Regions from separate parts of the Mus musculus genome. Here region 1 is linked to region 2. The links are chromatin loops, found by intact Hi-C in ENCODE. Cell type or tissue: left cerebral cortex. All regions are shown on one strand. Each heading gives the region's core, and the rest is flanking DNA. Links, peaks and the distances in the headings are about the cores only.

Region 1 (5,383 bases), core at 234-5,233, 54 kb after region 2:
CACTATCATCTGCGTCTGCTTTTGAGGCAGAGTTTCTTACTAGCCTCACACTTGCCAAATAAGGGAGGCAGACTGGCCAGCAAGCCCCAGGGATCTTCCTGATGATGCTGTTCTAGCTCAGGAAATCCAAGAGCCAGCATGCCTGGCTTTTTATGTGGGGTCCTGAGGTCAAACCTATTTCACTGGCTGATTCATCTCCCCAACCTTCAGTTAATGACTCTGAATGTGAAATGTCCTTTATGAGTTCATGTGTTTGAAACTTGGCCCATTACCAGTTGGTGCAATTTTGGGAGACTCTAGAACCATTAAGAGGTAAAATTTCATGGAAGGAAATGGGCCACTTAACTTACTGCTTGCTCCCTCTAGTTTCTGACTATGGCCACAAAATGACCTATTGTCTCATGGTGCTGCTGCTGGGGTATGTCTTCCCATCATGATAGACTATATCTTCTCCACCTCTACAACAAAACAAACCTCCCTTCTCCTTCTTCTTTATCAGGAATTTTGTAAAAGCAATTTTAAAATGTAACTAGTATCTCCACAAGCATTGTTTACTCCCTTTTGATATGTGACATCTCCTGTGGTGGGCCCTGGTGATTGCCTCAAGCACATCTGTATAATATCTGCTTTTCCTCACTTCTGCATCCTACAAAGCCTGGCTACAGATATCTATGGATGCACCTCCCTCAGACACTTCTTTGTGTAGAAAGACAGAATCTTGTTCTTGTAATAGATAGAGATGTCCAATAGCACTGAGGATGGACAGATGAAACTGGAAACCCAAGGCCACCTGTAGGATACAGAAGAGATTCCCCCATCCCAGAAGCAAATGGCTCCAGCTTCTGCTTCCCACCTTCATCCTTAGAAAGATGTGTGCTAAGCCTTGGAATGGATCTGTAGAAGAACAGTACCAAAAGATCATACTTCATTAGCATTGCATCAAATAATGTTGGAACAAGAGGCACCCTCACGTCAGCACTGCCCATTGGAAAACAGATGATGATAATACCACCATCATGAATCTCAGGACAATGGTCAGCATGAAGTGAAGGTAAGTTAGTACAGAGGATGACTAGTCCCAGGTAAATATTGACACACTCCTCCTATTCCACATCTGTCCTAAAACTCCAATAGATATTTAATGTATTAACACAGGACATAAGTTTACATAGAAGCTCAGTGGACATGTCAAAATTAAAGGAGTTTCCTGAGAACTTTCTTTTCCCATTCCTACTTTGTTGAGTGGAAACATGTTTCTTTCCCTAGTACACATCTCTAGTCATGACTGACCAGTGCTGTCTTTACAGATAAAACATACCAAAATGTATGCTGTGCTTGTGTAGGACCCCCATATGGGGACCTCCACTCTAGTCCAGGGACAGGATGCACCCACAAACATACAAGAATCCTTCTTGATGCGATATGCACGAGGCTTTATTGGCAGAGCTCTGGGCCAACACGTACCTCACACAGGAGGCAGGGGAGTCTACCCTGAGGCTCGGAAGCTAGGGGTTTTTAAAGAAGCAAAGGGTTAAGGGTGCGAGGAATTTTGACAAAGGTATGGGATTGGCTCATTCAAGCATTAACAGTAAGATTACATGTCAGCAAAAGGGCATCAGGACTTTGTTCCTGTGGGCTGGGGGCTTATCTTTGTTCACATAGCAACCAGTTGATGTATAACTTTACCCAGCATCAAGGGGCAATAGACAGAGGGGAGGTTCCTGCCAGGTGGTGTTGACTCAGACAAGATAGCCCTGCTTGTGTCCTTGCATTCTTTTTCATCTTTATGGTTAAGCTGTTCTTAGGAATGTCTTAACAACAACCCTGTCCTGGCATGACTGGGCCTGTTCTGCTTTGTTTTCATCCCCAGGCTCATAGACAACTCTTTTACATGAATCACAAGATAGAAAATCTCATTTTCTTTCACTTGGAAAGATAAAACTCTAGTAGCCACACTAAATTTGTATTTAAGAGCTTTACTTTCTATGTATCCCAGCATGCTAAATGGGCAGCTGAGTGAGCAGATATGTGTTTCTTTACCTAGCCGACTTATTCAATGTCTGAGTTACAGAAACACATGGCATGGGGTACCCTGTACTTCATAAACGGTTCACCTGCTGTGTCTCCCACCTGGGTACTCCTTGCCAATTTGGTGGGACTTCCCTACTAAAAAATATAACTTTTAGAAGCAATATTTCAAATTATTTAGACGATTAAAAACATTTTTAAAGAGTGTGTGCCAATGAGTATCTTAGCTAATCTTCACATAATTCTTGGGTTGGGAAGGTACTGCAAGTGTCTAAATTATTTGACAATTAAAAAATGATTAATAAGGATGGTGATGGTGATGGCATTTACTGAACAATTTTCAATGCAAAATTCTGTTCTAATGTCCTTCACTTGTCAATTCTTTAGTTTTCTCAACCTGTAAGGTAGGTCACTAGTTTAAAATACTGTTTAATTAGTGAAGTGCTGAGCCCTCTGAACTGTTCATAGTGGCTGTAGTGCATTGAGTACGTTTTCAAAAATGGTGGCTGAGTCTTCCTCACCACCTCTTCTGAGCAAAATCCTCACAGATGAAACTAGGTGAAGGATGCCATAATGAGACCAGCCTTCAGGGTTGGCCATAGATCCAGTAGCTGGAGCCTCATAAGAAAAAGACAGCAAGAATCCTCTGACAAGGGAATTGAAACTGAAAGAATGCTAAGTAGAAATTAACATGTGAAAGAAGCCAGCTTGTAGAGGAGGAATACTGGAAGCCCTTCCTTACATGGCAGTAAGCTCCATTTAAGAAATGGAGCCTGTGACTCAAAGCCTGCAAAGTACAAATGAGAGGTGGGCTGAGACTGTAAATGCACAGCTAGATGTTTTCTGCACTCTATCCTCAGCTCACTAACCCACTTCCATTCTGGGGAGGGAATTTTACTTTCTTGACAAGCTAGCTATTTATGTCCCTTGCCTAATTTAAAAGGCATTTCTCCCTCCAATTCTCTCCCTAGAAGCTGCTGGAATTTTTACCAAACCTGTTTTCTGTTCTTATTAAGCTGTGACAAAATTGTCCTTGAGCTTCTCTTTGAATTAATTTATTTTATTAATGAGTCCAAGACACCCCAAAGTGAATCTCAGTTTCTTTGGTCATAATCTGAACTACAAAGACACTGAGAAGAATCCCTTGAGGAAAGAGAGCAGAGAGCTATGCTGCCTGGTTCCTGAGTATACTCAAATCCACAAGTTCTATGAAAAATTGTTCCCAAGACCTTTTGAAGCAAGTAGGAGGGAATAGATTTTCCTCATTTTTTTTTTCTGACTCCCCAGGAAACAAATGCATCGACTGTGCTCTGTTTTGCAATTGCATGTACACCATTTTGTGTGTGTGTGTGTGTGTGTGTGTGTGTGTGTGTGTGTGTGTGTGTGTTTCTTTTTGTTTGTTTTGTTCTGTTTTGTTTTTCTCATCTTCAGCATGCTTGTGAGAAGAAATAGATCAATCAGTACTTCCCACAGCAAGGCTGTGTAATGAGTAGCCTCACATTTCTGCTATTACCCAATACTAGTGGATCTTTCTTGTCCATTTGCAAATTGACTGTGACATTTTACTGATCTTGCAGGGCTCATCCACACAGCTGCAGGCTAGCTACTGCCCTGGTGATATGGGATGGTCTGAGCAAAATAGGGCTTCAGGTGGAGTTCAGTGGTCTGGGCTCCTGGTGGGGAATCTAACTTCCTTAAACAATCACAAAGAGCTGAGGGAGAAACTTTCAAATGGGAAGATGGCAGCAGACCAAGTGACACTGCACCCTGTGGCCTAGCCACTGAGCCACCATGTCATTTCCATTCACATTCTATTGGACAAAACACATTACATCACACAAAAGCAAGGAAGAAACGTGTGTGTGGATGAGCCGAACAGTGATAGCAGCTGGATGAGTGTTAACACCTATACTGGTTACTTCCCTCTTGCTGTGGCAAAATAACTTATACATGCTTTATCTTGAAGCACAGAGTGTGAGGGTACAGTCCTGCAGGGTGGGGATGTCAGACACATGAGAAAGCCTGAAGCAACTAGCCATGTTGAATCCTCAGTTAAGATGAGGAGAGGGAGGCTACAAAGATGACTAACTGGTAAAGAGCAATTCTTGCTCTTCTAAAGGATCAAGATTCACTTTCCAAAAGCCAAGTTAAAAGGCTCACAACCACTGATACTTCTAGCTCCAGGAGATCTAATTCCCTCTTCTTGCCTCCATGGGCATAGACAGATAGACACATAACATGGCATACACAGGTAAACCCATACATACATATAAATAAGTATAAATCATTTGAAATACCTAAGATACAATTTGCAAAACACATGAAACTCAAGAAGAAGGAAAACTAAAGTGTGGATACTTCGTCCCTCCTTAGAATGGGGAACAAAATACCCATGTAAGGAGTTACAGAGACAAAGTTTGGAGCTGAGACAGAAGGAAGGACCATGCAGAGACTGTCCCATCCAGGGATCCCTACCATAATCAACCACCAAATGCAGGCACTATTGCATATGCCAGCAAGATTTTGCTGGCAGGACCCTGATATAGCTGTCTTGTATGAGTTTATGCCAGTGTCTGGAAAATACAGAAGTGAATGCTCACAGTCATCCATAGAATGGAACACTGGGCCCCCAATGGGGAAGCTAGAGAAAGTACCCAAGGAGCTGAAGGGGTCTGCAAACCTGTAGGTGGAACAACAATTGAACTAACCAGTACCCCCCGGAGCTCATGTCTCTAGCTGCATATGTAGCAGAAGATGGCCTAGTCGGCCATCACTGGGAAGAGAGGCCCCTTGGTATTGCAAACTTTATATGTTCCAGTACAGGGAACGCCAGGGCCAAGAAGCAGGAGTGGGTGGGTTGGGGAGCAGGGCGGGGGTGAGGGAGGGTATAAGGGAAATTTCAGGATAGCATTTGAATTGTAAATGAAGAAAATATCTAATAATTTTTTTTTAAAGACAGAAAAGGAAGGAGATCAGTGCTGCTTCTCTTCTTTTCCCTGGATCTGACCACAGCCATGGCATATAGCTACCCTTACTTAGGGTGGGTCTTCTCTTCTCAGTTAAAGTTGTCTAGAAATATTCTCGTAGGCATACCCAGAGCTGTGTGGTTCTAAATTGAGCCTAGATGGCAATGTAGATCAATCAGCACTTCTGCACCCTTTGCTAACTTGATATCTAAACCCATCTTTTAAATCATAACATTGGGTCAAGCCTCCATGTCTCATTTTCATCTCCTAATGTGAAATACATCTAGTTCATCTCTAACATCCCCAGAGATGCAATGCTGTTTAAAAGCCTAAAATTCCATGTCTCTTCTGAAGCTCCAGGCAATTTTATAGCTGTAAGCCCTCCAATC
Region 2 (5,383 bases), core at 242-5,241:
TAATGAGCTCTAAATTGCAATCTCTCCAAAGAGAGAACTTCATTTGTCATTCCTGTAATTTCCCAGTGTGGAGACCTGGACTTCTCAGTGACAACCTGACTTAGGGAGACTGGGAAAAGCACATGTTAATTTGAGGGAGGGCTTAAAGATGACACAGTTATGGTCACAGCTCATTAGCCCAGGGGTTTACATGATTATAGCAAGAAGAGTAGAGAGGGATGGTTCTCCAGTGTCCTAGAAGAATCCTAGAGAATGGTGCTTTGATCATCTTAAAGGAGTATGGTGATGCTAGGACACCATCCACATGGGAAACACTCTCAGGATCCTTCTTTTCAAGAGCTGGAACACAGACAGGGTGCATCAAGCCAAATGTATCTCTGTTTGTTGCATTTAAAAGCACCTTACTGCATATACTATTTTAAGCCACCCCTCTCTCAACTTAGGCATATCAATTAATGGAAATTTTCTACAAAGTAATTCGCAAAGGCATTATGTTCACAAATCTTTATTTCTTTTGAGTCTGGAGTCTAAACATGGTGCCATTCAAGTGATACAGTGGCGTAGTATGCTCAGACATAGAATGCTTAATGGGGGCAAGTCAGCTTCTCAGTTACAATGTCTTTCTCTGGTGGCAAGCCTTTACAAAATGTCTATTACCAATAGCTGTCTTAGAGAATATCATGTTCTTAGGCTTAGTCAAAAAGAACAGTTATCGGCTCACTGACAGAATGGGGTCTTCTGATATCATATCCATCCCCTTACTTCTACTTTCCCCAATATTCTGGCCTACTATAGGTTCCATTTTACATTAATGATGATGTAGCTGTTGCTTAGTGATCTAGATTCTTAGGATAATTTTGACTTTCTTTTTTAATATTACCAGAAGCTCAAAATGCTTACTCAATCCCCTTCTCCATAACTCCTAGCCTTCTTCTGTCCCGAGTCCACCCCCTTCCTACTTTGCGTGCTTGGTTTTGATGTGTAGCAGAGTCTCTCTTTTTGTGACAAATACTAATATAATATAATATAAATCTTAAACGCAGAAGAAATCCATGAGCTGGATTCATTGCAGTATGGTGTACAAATGAACAGTTGCCTGTTTAGAATATAGACCATCTGAATTATTTTCATTCAGGAAGTTTACTGGGAAGTGCCCCAAAGACTGACACCTGTGGTGGATAGGACTGGAGAGAGGGCAGTGGCTTTGATGCAGCCACATGACAGACCCAGACCAATTCACAACAGCTCAAGATTTAGAATAGTCTACCAGGGCTGAGATGGCCAGGTCTTTTCACCTTTATTTGCCAATCATTGGCTGTAGCTGTCCTGGAGGCTCAGTGAAGCCAACAGGACAGAACTGTTTCCAGCCCTTCCAGTGTTCTCAGACCCTCATTGCAGGGGTACCTACTTACACAAGTGGTACCCAACATTGGCTATCATGAAAGAGCAAGCAGGAGAATACTGATCAATCTAATTTTGCTCCCCATACCAAGCCTGAAGAAAAGAAAGTGATTTTGTCTTCCCCAGGTAGCAGCCCACAAGTATCAGTGACAGTACAGTGGTTTAAAATCTTACTGCATTTTTCTCATTTTCCAACCTTGTAATGATTTAACGTGGTGTTGCTTGCTTCTGCCTTCAAGATTCTTTTTTTTTTTTTTTTGGTCTGGTTATTGTGAAAATTTCACTATCTTCTTGCTGCTGTGATGATCAGGGCTGGAATTTCTCTATCCTCTAGTGTTGATGAGATTCTGTTCATCCAAACATGGGTTCTTTTAAACATGGGTTAATCTCATTAACATAAGATTCCAGTGGCTGTTCTTTGTGACATGCTGCTCAGAGCATAACACCCCTCTTTGAAGAAGCTTTTGGGTGAGAGAACTCCCTCTTTCTTCTTTTATGCTACAGATCATTTCCATACAGCCCACTCAAGATTGCCTGGCAGCACAGGAGATGGATAGGAATAACATAGAGACTAGAAACCTACTGCAGCCTCCTCCCTGTGTGTACTGGGAGCTGAGCAGCTTACCAGTGGCTGAATTGACTCATTTGAATCTCATCACTCTTCATTTCCTTGTCCTCCCTTTTGGTACTCATGATAATGACTGGGGAAAATGGCCAGGGACCACCAAGGAGACAGATGGGAAAGGGTGACATAATCAATAGTTGAAATAGTCAAAAAACTGGCCTTGACACTACCACCCAGTGCAGTCTTATCTCATCCATCCCTGGTTACTGAGCAGAGCAGCCACACAAGCAGCAGCTTCTCTGCAATCTCCACAAAGATCCTTGGCAACTTCTTTCTTGCATTGTTTCTGTGAAGATATCTCATTGAAGATTTCTTGGTAGCCATTTCAAAAATGACTCACTCGGGTGTTGCTGTTACACCTGTAAGGATGACATGGCTGTTCTAAGTCTGGGAGACAAGATAGGGCAGTGGGGGGTGAATATGATCAATGCATGTTATATGTTTGGATGAAGCTGACTTTATGCATATTTACTATATACTAATGAGCATGTAAATCATTGAAGATTAATAATAGTGGGATGATTATCCTAGTAGCTTCAGCTGCATATTTGACATAGCCTAGAATCATGTGAGGGAGTCTCAGTTGGGGGGAAGGTCTAGGTCAGAATTTGTTTTGATGATTGGTATAGAGGGCTTAGTCCAATGTGGGCAGTGCCATTCCTAGCAGCTGTTCCTGGGTCTTATATAAGGAAGGAAGCTGAGCATGACCTTGAGAACAAGACTGAGCGAGTCAGAATATAGCATTCACCCACAGGCCTTGAGTTCCTGATTCCTGCCTTGAGTTCCTGACTTGACTTCTCTTAATGATGGATTGTGAGTTTGCAGTGTAAGCCAAAAAACCTTTCCCTCCTCTAAAGTGTTTTTGGTTATGTTGTTTGTCACAATAGAATGAATCTAAGACAATGAATGTTCACAAATATGCCCACATCTTCCAACCATCATAGCATCTCCCCTTTTCTGGCCAGCCAAGAAAGATCCACTGGAGAGGGGAGCAGGCACATATTTTAAATAGAAGATCACAGAAAATAATGCTGTTCCTCTGTGCTGGGGACAAGCTCCTCCTTGGAATGAACAACTTGCCAGCACCAGCAGAAGGCAATGGCTGTCCCCAGCTCACCCCCATAATCACTGCCTGGAGTCTGCTTTCCAGCTCCTGTGTGCTTCTGGCAGTGGAGCTGCAAGTGTGGCTTTTGCTGCCACTCATGCTTATCTGTTGCAAACTGATTCTGTTTGGCAAGTATCAGCTGTCCATGTGACAAGAGCCCCAGTTTTCCTGTCACAGGCAAGTGCCAGATATTTTAGTTTGCACGGGGATGCTGACCCCAGGGGATCCAGCAGCTGGGCATGGGAACCCTCTAGATGTAGTTGCTCTACATGCCCAGGGTCCATGATGAATTCTTTCTCTCCAAACACAATGAAAAGAGAAAACAATCCTTTTATAGGCCCATCTCTCCTTGCATTTCACTCCCTGTGAGTGCACCTTCATGTTTCAAGTGTGTGTATTCCTGAAACTTGTAGGCAAGGCCTGTAGGCAAGGGTTGGGGACAGTGTATATAGACACCAGAATCAGTACTGATGTATTGATATCACCTGGCTTCCTGCTGAACAGGGGAACCTCGAGTGGCTTCTGATCTGACTACTTTAACAAACTCCATTTACCAGTGTCTTGGGTCTTCTCTTTTTGTTTTGAATCTAAGCTTATGAGGAACCACTCCCAGTTAGTGAATCTCTGTTCTTCCCTTCTTCATTTGTTTCCCTGTGGACTGCACACAGCTCAGATGAGGCAGAAGTCAGCCTTGAGTAACATCGAAGACCAGCTCTACCCATGAGCATTTGAGATTCAGGAGATGTTTTGCCCTGTTTTCAGCCACTCCATCCTTCACTGAGCAGCTTGACTTGGGCACAGCTGGGGATACCCACAGCTATGGTGTTCAGATGGTCTGCTATCTGGACCATGTGTGGATGTCTTGCTCTACTTTCTCCAAACATCCCATCTGTAACTTTAGGAACTGTTGTGCTCAAAACAGTGAAAGGAAAAGAGGCACTCAGTGGGTTGTGCTCCTCAGCCCTGTTTTGTAATGAGGGAATCTGGGAGACCATGCCAGATGCTGGCTCTCACTATCTTTGTCTCAGTAAAAATAAGATACCTGTCCAAACCTATGTGCGGACTGACTGTATCGAAAAACTGGCTTGGTATGTTAGCTGTTGGCATTCTGCATCCTTATGTTGACGGAACCTTTGTGAGTCAAGCAACAGGTGAGGCAGCAAAGGAGTCTGTCCCGGAGAAGCAGAAAGGCTATTGGACAGGAAATGGTCATTCCAGAACAAGATGCTGTAAACTCCCATGCGACCAGATATCAGCCTCCATGAACTAGACCCCACCTCCTCCATTTCCTTGCGGGCTAGGCTCAGTGTGTTTCTTTGATTATGCTTTCATGAGGGATGGCTCTCAGTTAGTAGCTCTCTGTCCTTCCCTTCTTCTGTTATTTCTGTGAAACTACTACAAGCCATGAAATTTAGAAACGGGTGTCAAAAGAACTGTTCTGTTAGTTCTGAAAAGACAGGGAACACCTTTCTGCTCCTTGAAGACAATTAAAGGACCTCGGAAAGTATTAGTTGGCATGTTGTTGATAAAGCTCAGTCCCTCGGTAGCTGTTAATTTTTCCGGGTACTTCCCAGAGGAAAATCATGCCAACTCAGGGCAGTGTATTTCCAAGTACAGCTTTCAGGCACTGCACGGGACACAGAAGACAGTAATCTCAGATAACATTGGCTTGTTTGATTTGGGGGATTTTTCTTTAGTGAAAGACTGCTTAGGGTAGGAAAATCGTATGTTTAACTGAGAAAATAAAGATGCAGCATGGAGAGAAAGAGTATTCTAAACTACATCCAAGTCACTGACCTAAACACTGACTGATTCGTGGGCCCACTGCAATCAGAGGTAAGCAGATGCAGCTGTCTGGGACTCACCCTTCAGAACCAAAACCCAGTGACAGCACCCGTGCTGTGGGAATGCCTTTGCTGAGACTATTAGTCAAATGGTTTACACACGGGATTCTCTTTAAGGACAGTCGGCTGCTTTGAAAATATAGACTACAAATCGGGACCTATGAGGTTGACTTTGAACTCCCATGATCCTGCATGCAGTAATGGAGAAAGTAGGGTTTTAAAATGCACATTGCAGGTGCTTAATAAAAAGAAAGTGAATGTGAAATCAAAGGGTCGTTACAGGGATGCTGGTGACAGTTCTGTGACAGGTGCTTCTGCTGGTAGATGTGAGGTTATCAGTTCAATGTGATAAGAGGTGACTCTAGGAAGGACAGCTGTCCAGCTAACAGGGCTGCTTTGGGTATGAGA

Evidence for each region. A loop is a pair of places that touch in the nucleus more often than their neighbours do. Peaks named below come from ENCODE experiments on the same cell type or tissue, not always from the same donor. Only the 100,000 strongest peaks of a DNase experiment are listed, where the experiment ranks them.
Region 1: a loop joins it to region 2, with 5 times the contacts of the local background. A loop is called at or near these places in 2 of 42 quality-filtered maps.

The regions. Positions count from the first base shown.
Region 1 is chr14:15,317,059-15,322,441 of GRCm38, reverse strand. All of the region lies in intron 2 of Gm31658 (a long non-coding RNA gene), which reads right to left. It overlaps Gm31577 (a long non-coding RNA gene), which reads left to right and starts at 559. Exons shown (of 6, transcript XR_001781177.1): 1 at 559-1,051. In left cerebral cortex, for the core only: no CTCF peak of the experiment used is centred there; a DNase peak (open chromatin) is centred at 2,855; H3K27ac peaks cover 325 bases.
Region 2 is chr14:15,371,017-15,376,399 of GRCm38, reverse strand. The region is part of intron 1 of Lrrc3b (leucine rich repeat containing 3B); the gene reads left to right. Among named protein-coding and RNA genes, the nearest start is that of Gm31577, 52 kb to the right of the region's middle. In left cerebral cortex, for the core only: no CTCF peak of the experiment used is centred there; DNase peaks (open chromatin) are centred at 1,948, 2,761 and 3,161; H3K27ac peaks cover 1,899 bases.